2 separate regions of the Homo sapiens genome follow, and region 2 is linked to region 1. The links are chromatin loops, found by intact Hi-C in ENCODE. Cell type or tissue: endothelial cell of umbilical vein. All regions are shown on one strand. Links, peaks and the distances in the headings refer to the core of each region. The heading gives the core; the rest is flanking DNA.

What was found. Hi-C counts contacts between places; a loop is a spot of excess contacts. Peaks named below come from ENCODE experiments on the same cell type or tissue, not always from the same donor. Only the 100,000 strongest peaks of a DNase experiment are listed, where the experiment ranks them.
Region 2: a loop joins it to region 1, with 2.6 times the contacts of the local background. A loop is called at or near these places in 1 of 110 quality-filtered maps.

Annotation. Positions count from the first base shown.
Region 1 is chr11:34,975,392-34,980,032 of GRCh38, reverse strand. It overlaps PDHX (pyruvate dehydrogenase complex component X), which reads right to left. Exons shown (of 11, transcript NM_003477.3): 8 at 1,851-1,909. Among named protein-coding and RNA genes, the nearest start is that of MIR1343, 36 kb to the right of the region's middle. In endothelial cell of umbilical vein, for the core only: no CTCF peak of the experiment used is centred there; DNase peaks (open chromatin) are centred at 2,282 and 2,492; H3K27ac peaks cover 3,397 bases.
Region 2 is chr11:35,075,700-35,080,340 of GRCh38, reverse strand. No RefSeq gene overlaps it. Among named protein-coding and RNA genes, the nearest start is that of CD44-DT, 60 kb to the left of the region's middle. RefSeq lists an enhancer at 2,198-2,247. In endothelial cell of umbilical vein, for the core only: no CTCF peak of the experiment used is centred there; a DNase peak (open chromatin) is centred at 2,490; H3K27ac peaks cover 1,082 bases.

The sequences.
Region 1 (4,641 bases), core at 370-4,369:
TGAAAGAAAAAAAAAAAGGGAAAGCTGCCAAGATCCCCTCCTCAAAATAGAAGCAGGTTCAGATATTTTTACTGGTGAATTCTATGAAACTAGAAAATATAAAAAAATTTATAATATTGAAATGTGTACAGAGGAAAGAAAAGAAGAAATAATCCAAATTCATTTAATGAAGCCAATGATTAGGGAAAAAAGGTCTGATAATGTTGGCACAAAATTTAAATTACCACTACTTATGACTCTGGATACAAACATTATCCAATGAAATATTAACGAATAGCTTATGCCCATTAGAGATTTATTTAAGGAGTGCAAAAATGATTCACAATTAATGATATCAATCACAATAATAGTCAATTAATTAAATCATTAATATAATTCAAAATATTTCATCAAAAGAGAAAAGTTATATGAATAATTAGATACTGCTGAAAGGGCATGCTTTTTAAGTTCTGTATTAATGTAATTTTCAGAATACAGAGTGCTAACCATTACACCATGGAACCCTCATTAATGTATTTTTCAAGAAATAAAAAGTTAATTATAAATGTACTTTAAATACAGTCTGTTAACAAGCAGTGATCCCAGAAAATAGCCTCGTTACAGAAAGGAGGCATGATGAAAAATAGTGCCAGGCAGGAAGGCAGGAAGCCTGGGTTCTAGATTTACAACTCCAGCCAGCTAGGTTTACATCACCTCCACTGAACTGCAGGCTCATATGTTCACCTGCCTTCCTGCCACCTCCACTGGAATATCTGTTAGGCTCCTCAAATGTAACATGTCTAAAACCAAACTCTAGATTCCTTAACCCAAAGCTATACCCCTCCCAGTTTTCCCAATCTTAGTACATGGAAAACTCATTCCTCCCATTGCTTGGGCCAAAATGCTTGTTTCTCTTTCTCACACCCCATATCCAATCCATCAGCAAATCCTGTTGGCTCTACTTTTGAAACATAACACAAATCTCCACTTCACCCTAGCTCCATTTGCTACCACATTTGTCCAAGCCACTGTGATCTTCTAAAGCCTCCCAGGGGAGCTCATCGTCTCCTCCCTTGCCTCTCCACAGGCTACATTCTACACAGCACCCAGGGCAGCCTCTCCTTTTCGTTTCTGAAGTATAAGTCAGATCACATTAGTTATTTGTTCAAAACCCTCCAAAGGCTTCCTTCTCACCCATAATAAAATCCCTAGTCCTCACCATGTCCAACAAGGCCTCATGTACTTGGGTTCCCCTTCATGCTCTCCCACTGTTATTTAAATCTTATCTCCCACCTCTCCATACTAGGCACATTCCACCCTCAGCACCACATCTTTGGTTAATGCGATCCTCTGCTTGCAGCCTTGGTGTTTGCTGGTCCCTCTGTGTGGAATGCACTTTTACCACATACCTATGTGGCTCACTCCCTCTGTTTTCTCAGGCCGTATCTAAATTATCGCCTTGTCAGAGGGGCTTCCCTCGCTTCCCTTTTGAAAAATCACCCCTAGTTACTTTGTCCCCTTATCCTTTCTTTTTCTCCTCAGCACTTTCACCATCTGACATATAATAGTGTTTGTCTCCTCCAACTAGAATGTAAGCCCCAGGGACAGCAGAAATCAAGTAAGCTTTTGTTTACTGCTCTATCTCTAATGCCTAGAATAAATGGTTTTCATCCTGCTCTAATTCATTGTGAGCCCTTTTGATTTACAGTTTCTTCATTTGTAAAATGAGGGAGATCAAACGATAGGATATTTTTAGCAAGACAATTATAAAATTTTTGTGATTTAAAAATAAGAGTTCTATTTGTCATTGTAAAAATTCCACGACATGAAACTACTTAAGAAGACAAAATCATTTGAAGTCTGCTACTTACTTTAAGGGTAACAGCTGCTGCCTTGATGATAAAATCATTTACTGATACTTTAATGTCATCTGAAAGAAAAATAAGGTTAGTAAAATTAGTATTCCTAATATAACTTTAACATTGACCATTACAACTTCAAACTTGTAAATTATGGAATGTACTGACAAACAATGATAAAAAATTACAAGCTTTTGTTTGCTTAGTCAATAAGGTTCCCATGATTAGAAAAACTTGCATTATATGAGGTCCTGGATCAATAATATTAACCATGAATGTAAGTTTACTTCTGGGCCTTGGTTATCAATTTTTTAAATTGCTTAGATATCATACACAAGAACCTGAAGGACCCATTACAAGCATAATCAGAAAAAAAGAACTAACTCCTATGTCTCGAAAAAGACAAATGATCTCTCTGTGGTGTGTGCAGTCAGGAAGTTTACAAGATGATTCATTTTCTTCCTCGTTCTTTTCAAATACCCTTATTCTCTGTATGCTTTATAACATACTGATTATACTAGAACAGTGATACATGTAGGTACTTTATATATAAACAGTTATATATACACATATGGGAAAGTGTTCGAAAATTTCTTTTTACTAATGGGGTGTAGGTGAAAAAAAATTTAACTGCTTTTTAACTTAACAAAACAGGATATAACAAAAGCCAAAGATGAAGCAATGCTGGCATAGGTCCTAGTGTGATTAATAAAATGAGGTTCTCCATCCATAGTTTTATGGTGAATGCATTTGAATCAATTTCTTTCCAGTATACATAATGATTTTAAGATAAAGCTGGGGTCCTCCCACTTCCTACGAGCTGATCATAACTAAAGTATTTGTTTATGTCTTTGCATTTGCCACTGGGTATAACAGTGTTAGAAAATGTAAACAACACTTGATTCTTTCTTGCAAGAGCTTATAGAAAAAGACTCTAAGATCTAGATCTAGTCAGTGGTATGTGGCAAAAAACCTATCCTATTACTAAAGTATCACGGAATTTTAGGTGAATAACAGCTCATTCCAAAGGCATCCTGGAGACTACAGAAAGGGATTAGATGAATTACCATAAACCTAAATACTGTCAAACTGTCACGATAACTGTCAGCTGCAAAGTATCAAAGCTCCTCTAATTCAGAATTCCAGAAATATATAAACATTTTTGCTTAAAACCCCTTTAGGAATAGAAATATAAATGGACTTACAGTGCTTACAAGCTTTTAATGATAACCACATAGAAAGATTTGGTTTGTACAAATTCAAATGTAACAGTTCATGAACTTACTCTGCTTACCTTTCATGGCTCTCTCAGCTTTCTCTTCACTTTATCTACTTACCCACAGGTATTCACAGTGAAGACTTCTAAAACCATCTGCCAGCTAATGACCCCCAAACCTACCACCTAAGTCCACAGTCCTCACTTAAAATTCTGTATTCAGCATACTCCCACATTTAGGAACATTCTTGAGTTGAATGAAATATATTCTTTTACTGGCTCCTATGTCACTATACTCTCCTGGTTTTCTTCCACTTTCTGCCCACTCACTCATTTTTATTCCTTTCCTCTCAATGTTGGCATCTCCCCAGGCTAGAAGTTCCAGTTCCAATTCCAAGGTTTTGATACCATTTATATAATGATGACTCTTCCAAATTCTACCTCTAATTCTGAGATACTGAGGCTTCAGACTTGTATATCCAACTTCTCACATGAAATTTCTACTTGCATCGCTTACAAGCATCTCAAATCTAACATGTGTAAAGTAGGTTTCTCTTTGAATTCCTTTATTTTTAACTCTTTATAATGGAGATTTTCCAAACATATTGAAAGGAGATGCTGTTACATTTACTGAGTAGAAAACAGTTTGTAAGGTAATATCAAACATTCTCATTTACACATTGTCAAGACAGAAAAGCAAAGTGTGAAGCATGCATACAGAATGTTATGTATTGTAACTTTATATGAGAAAGAGGAGTGAAGATAGATAATGTGGGGTGTAAAGATTTTTAAGAAAATTCCTAATTACCAAGGTGTACCAAAACTGGACCATGCAAAGATAATAAACTAATCCATATCTCCTCTGAAATATTACTGTTTTCTGCCTTATTAGAGTAAGAAAACAGGAAAGTGATTCCCATATTAACCTCTATATCATGACTAAGCAAGTATGATCTGAGAACTACAGGAGTGTTTCCAGGGTTCATTTTTTAGAAACTTCTCACTTTCTTTAAAATAGCTTTCCATTTAGTTCCTTGAACTTTTAAAAGCTCTCAAGTTGTCTTTATATGAAATCTTGAAACTCTGTATATAAACTGATAAAAGTCCTGCTTTCACCTGGGATGTAGAAAGTTGCAAAAGAAAGCTGTTCCCATCCTGACAGGGTGAAAGAAAAAGCAGGATAAATTACAAAATCGTAACTTTTCTTGAGCTCATTAGGGAGCGGAGGTTACAAAGCAAACAGGTGAACTGAATGCCAAAGAGTGATAATCCACTCAGAGGAGAGACAAACACAGGAAGTAAATACCCACTGTCAGAGTACAGGAGTAAAGAGGGCAGAGTATGGTACAACATGCATAAACAGATGGCGACTAGCAGCAGAGAAATGGAAACTAAAAAAACATTCAATTGGAAATCCAGAGGGGAAAATCCATGCTAACCAAGATAAAAAATATATATTTTGCTAAGCTTTGCAGACACAGCTAAGAAATCAGTGAACTTGAAGCTAGGTAAACAAAAATTATCCAATATGAAACATAAAGAGAAAAAAGAATGAACAAAAAAAATAGAGCATTTAAGAGCTTTGGG
Region 2 (4,641 bases), core at 452-4,451, 100 kb before region 1:
GGAAGGTTTTAGAGAGGTTGAAGACCAGAGTGCCACAAAAACTTTCTCTTATGTCATCAGGACTTATAGAAACTGGAAATACTTTGGGCGTATTCAGTGTTAATTAATGGTGTCCACACACCCCCTAAAATCATCTTGGTTATCACCAGTAGTTCATTTCCCACTGCTTGGAAAATGTGGTCTAGAGAAAGGCCAAACGTTCACCACACAGAGAGACTATAAGTTTGTCTGCCCATGGAGGTTCCCTTCAGGTGGCTGTTATTCAGATGTGACTTAAGAGACCCTAAGTTTGACCCTCTTAACTGTATAGCTTGGACTAAAATTCAAAATGTAAGCTGTTTTATTCAAATGCAGTGGGGTCACTAATTGATTTACACACTCTCAGCTGTGCGAAAATATGCAGCTTCTTTGTTTTCTGTAACTGATCAAATCTTCCCTGTGCGCCCTTAACCCTGTGGAGAAACGAGGAAAAGACCAGACTTACACAATCAGGGACTCTTGGTCTCTTCCAGCATCCTTAAGTTCCCCAACGTTAGCACCTGTTTCTGTGGTTGGTGGGAGTGGCATTACCATGTGACTATGCATGTGGGAATCAGGTCCTATGCTAGTTCCCCTGAGGTGATCCTGGTTTAGGCCCTCCATTGGCATGCAATGGCATTCATAGCTGTGGAACACTGACAATGTCATTGTCCCTAGAAATCAAAGTCCTTGATCTCAGTGGCTTCCACTTCCCAACCTCAGGCCTCTACATTTTCAGCAATCTCCCTTGAATTTCCCTGACCTTTACCGGGGCCTGTAGAAACATAGGGAAACATCACATTGCTGTCTATGAAGGTTCCTCTGTCTGCTAATGCTGCACTATCTCATTCAAGCCATGTTAGACATGGTGCCAAGACAAATACGAGGCTTCTCCTAGGTGCTTTCAGCCTCCTCCAGGCCATGTGTGGGAAAGTATGTCACTTGCCCAATGTTCTTAGGTTCCTAATACCTTTCTAAATGCTTCTATAGCCCGCCCCCAACAAGGCTTGACCCCAAGGAAGAGTGGAGGCAAGACCCTAATATTTGAAGGTCACACTCTGCCTCTATTTCTTTCTCATTCACAATCTCTCTTGGGCAGGAAGGACTGAACTTAACCTTTTGTCCCCTTCCTTTCTGGTAAGAACTTTCCCCATAAAATTTATTTTCTTTTGTTAAAATGGCACCCATTCTGCCTGCTTCCTTGAAGCCATGATAGTGTGTCAGATGTGCTCTCAGGGAAGTGGCCAAGAAGGCAGAATTAGGAAAGCAAGAGGTTTCTTGGGTGTGTTAGTTCTGGCTGCTGTAACAAAGTATCACAGACTGGGTGGCTGAAACAACAGAAGTTTATTTTTCACAGTTCTGGAGGTGGAAGTCTAAGATCAGGGTGCCAACATGGTTGGGTTATGGTCAGGGCCCTCTTCTGGGTTGCAGATTCCAACTTCTCATTGTATCCTCCCATGGTGGAAAGAGTGAGAGAGCTCTCTGGGGTTCTTTTTTATAAAGGCACTGATCCCATTCACGAGGGCTGTACACTCATGACCTAATTGTCACCCAAAGTCCCCACCTGCTCATACCATCACCTTGGAGGTTAGGATTTCCACATATGAATTTTAGGGGACACAATCATTGAATCAATTGCATTGGGAAATGAAGACAAAATGGGGAGGAAACAGGATTGGACTGCATGAGCCTCAGAGCTCAGTGCAGACCTGACAAAGTTTTGGCTCACTTCATGGGCATTTCGAAAACAAATATTGCTCATTTGAGGAGCCCCATGTTGAAAGAAATGGCCAAGCCATAGCAACCCCTCTGTGCTCAGCCCTTCTCTGGGGGCTGCCCAAGAAGAGGATGGCCTGAGCTTCAAAGATGAGACAATGCTAAGGTGCAAACAGCTGGGGGCTGCAAACTAACTGCACTCCTTGCAGCTGAACAGCAAGTTCTTTCTCAGAGGGAGATCCTCATGGGTGCCTCCAATACTGTCACAGTGGTGGAAAGGTCACTAGAGAATGATTGGTAGGGAAGAATAATGAAAATCCCATCAGTTTAATGTTTTGTAAGTGTTTTTTACATATTGCCCAAGCTTCTAAAGTCATCACTGAGCATAATCTTTGCCCACATCCTCTTCACTGCAGGTGAGGTTTATCCACTGTGACCACAGCATACAGCAAGTTACACAGATTTGACTTCTCTTGAACCTTTCCCAAGAACATCTTCACAGAATATAGTGCTGGGGTGATGCCTGAAAACTGTGAGCGTGGTTCTCACAGAGTCTTCTGCTTTTTATCTCAGAGATTTCCATGAAACCCAAAAATCTCCATTTTAATTTAATGTTTGGAACCAGGAAGTGCCCAGCAGTTAATCTAAACCTGTTTTTACCACGACAGCATTCTGTGTACTGCCCGGGAAATGTCAATGGTTTGTTGATACCAAATTAATGATGCATATCTCTAGCAAAGAAATCTCCAGTGAGTCAGAAACCAATCGTCAAACTGTCCGTCCACCAGGTTTCCTTCCTGTGAGTCACTTTAAGAAGGTTGACTTCTTCTTTCTCTGTTTCCAGCCTTTCTCTGGTTTAATCAATGAGAGTTAAAGCCATATGATAATTCTTGGAAGTATTGACAGATGTGACTGGTCCTCCCTCCTGGACAAGCCTTGAAATGGAAGTGATAGAGAGGAGATAAAAGGAGGTGGGAAAGGAAGTATGTAGACAGAGGGAGAAACAAAAAGGACCAGAGGTCTAGAAATTTCTTACTGCCCCAGAAGTTAAAACATTGTTTTGTTAATCATAATTTATCACAAAGGTGGCCAGTTTCCGGGGAATTGTGTTGCCAGACAAAATGCGGGACTCTCACTGAAATTAGAATTTCAAATAATAAATAATTTTAGTATAATTATGTCCAATGCAATATTTCAGACAAACTTACATTAAATTTTTTTCTTTGTGTATCTGAAATTCAAATTTAACTAGGTGTTCTGTATTTTTATTTGCTAAATCTGACAACCATATCTGGGAGATATTTTAATTTCCATTGCATTCCTTTTGTTGATGAGTGTGATGAGCTACTATATTGAACAGGAAGTAGAGAGGATAGCGCCATCCTCTTATTGTCTAGCAGAAAGATCCAGGTTATTTGGACTTAATAGTTCCTTACTCCCGGGGCAGTCTCTGCCTTCCCAGCCCCACTCAGCACTGAGCATTTCAAACTGACCATTGGCTGAAACCCATCAGCCAATCATTGAAACTGGACTTGCTGTCCTTGCTTTGGAATTGTCTATATCTATTATAAGGTGCGCTTGGATTTCACAAGCCTAATGAGCCTCATTCTTGCCTTAATCCTCCCCATGTTTGTCCAATCAATAGGAGAGATCTTTTGCTTTGGTTTCTGCCTACACCTGGGGTCTTGGACTCTAGACTATTCAGATACGGTCTTGACATCCTGCCTAAACCTTGCCATTTCCTTCTTTTCAGTGGTTTCCCTCAGTCCATGATAAACATATCACTTGGAAACACAATACTGCCTCCAAGCCTCACCATCTTCTAGGACAGAGGTTGCCAAACATTTTCTGCAAAGGGCTAGATAGAGTATATTTTTGGCTTTGCAAACCCTGCAGTATCTGTCACAACTCCTCAATTCTGTCATTGTAACATGTGAACAGACATGTGCTTCTGTACAGCATTATTTATCAACAAGTAAAGCTGTGACAGGTCACGGGCTATGTTTGGCCCAAAGGCCAAAGTTTGTTAACCTCTGTTCTAGAAGAGCCTGGGATCTTGCCTTTCTTGCCAAAAAGTTTCCACTTAGTTATAGATGCTGGCCTATTAGCTCAAGGAGCCACGTATTGTTTACTTAATGTGATGCTGATGGCCTCTCTATGACTCCATCAGAGACCAGTCCTATTTTACAGCCTTGGCACCCTCATCTTGGGCTTGGCAGTTCCAAGCTTTCTTCTCTTCCCTCTACCAGCTTCTGAGGTCCCTGCATGACTTGCTGATGAGCACACTCAATAAGCCAACTTCTACTTGTTTCCACACTATAGCTAGGATCCACTACCCCCTTTATTTCCACAAATGCTACCTTACTTTGAGACTTAGTTGCCAATGCTTTGGACTGACTCTGTCTCATCTTTGTACTTCTACCTGAGAAATCTTCAACTGCTCATCACTGCTGATATGATTTCCTTTGCATAATAAGTCCATGAAACTACCCACCAGTGCTGAGAATGGTTTGCCTTATAATAGCTATGGATTTAAAGAAAAACCCTTCTCTCTCAAATGATTAAAAATACCTTGCAGTAGGACAAAAAACCAAACAATGCATGTTCTCACTCATAGATGGGAATTGAACAATGAGAACACCTGGACACAGGAAGGAGAATATCACACACCAGGGCCTGTTGTGGGGTGGGGGGAGGGGGGAGGGATAGCATTAGGAGATATACCTGATGTAAATGATGAGTTAATGGGTGCAGCACATCAACATGGCACATGTATACATATGTAACAAACCTGCATGTTGTGCACATGTACCCTAGAACTTAAAGTATAATAAAAAAATATATATATATATATATATACTTTGCCGTAACCAGGCAAAGGCAGCTAGTACACGGCTATAGGGATAC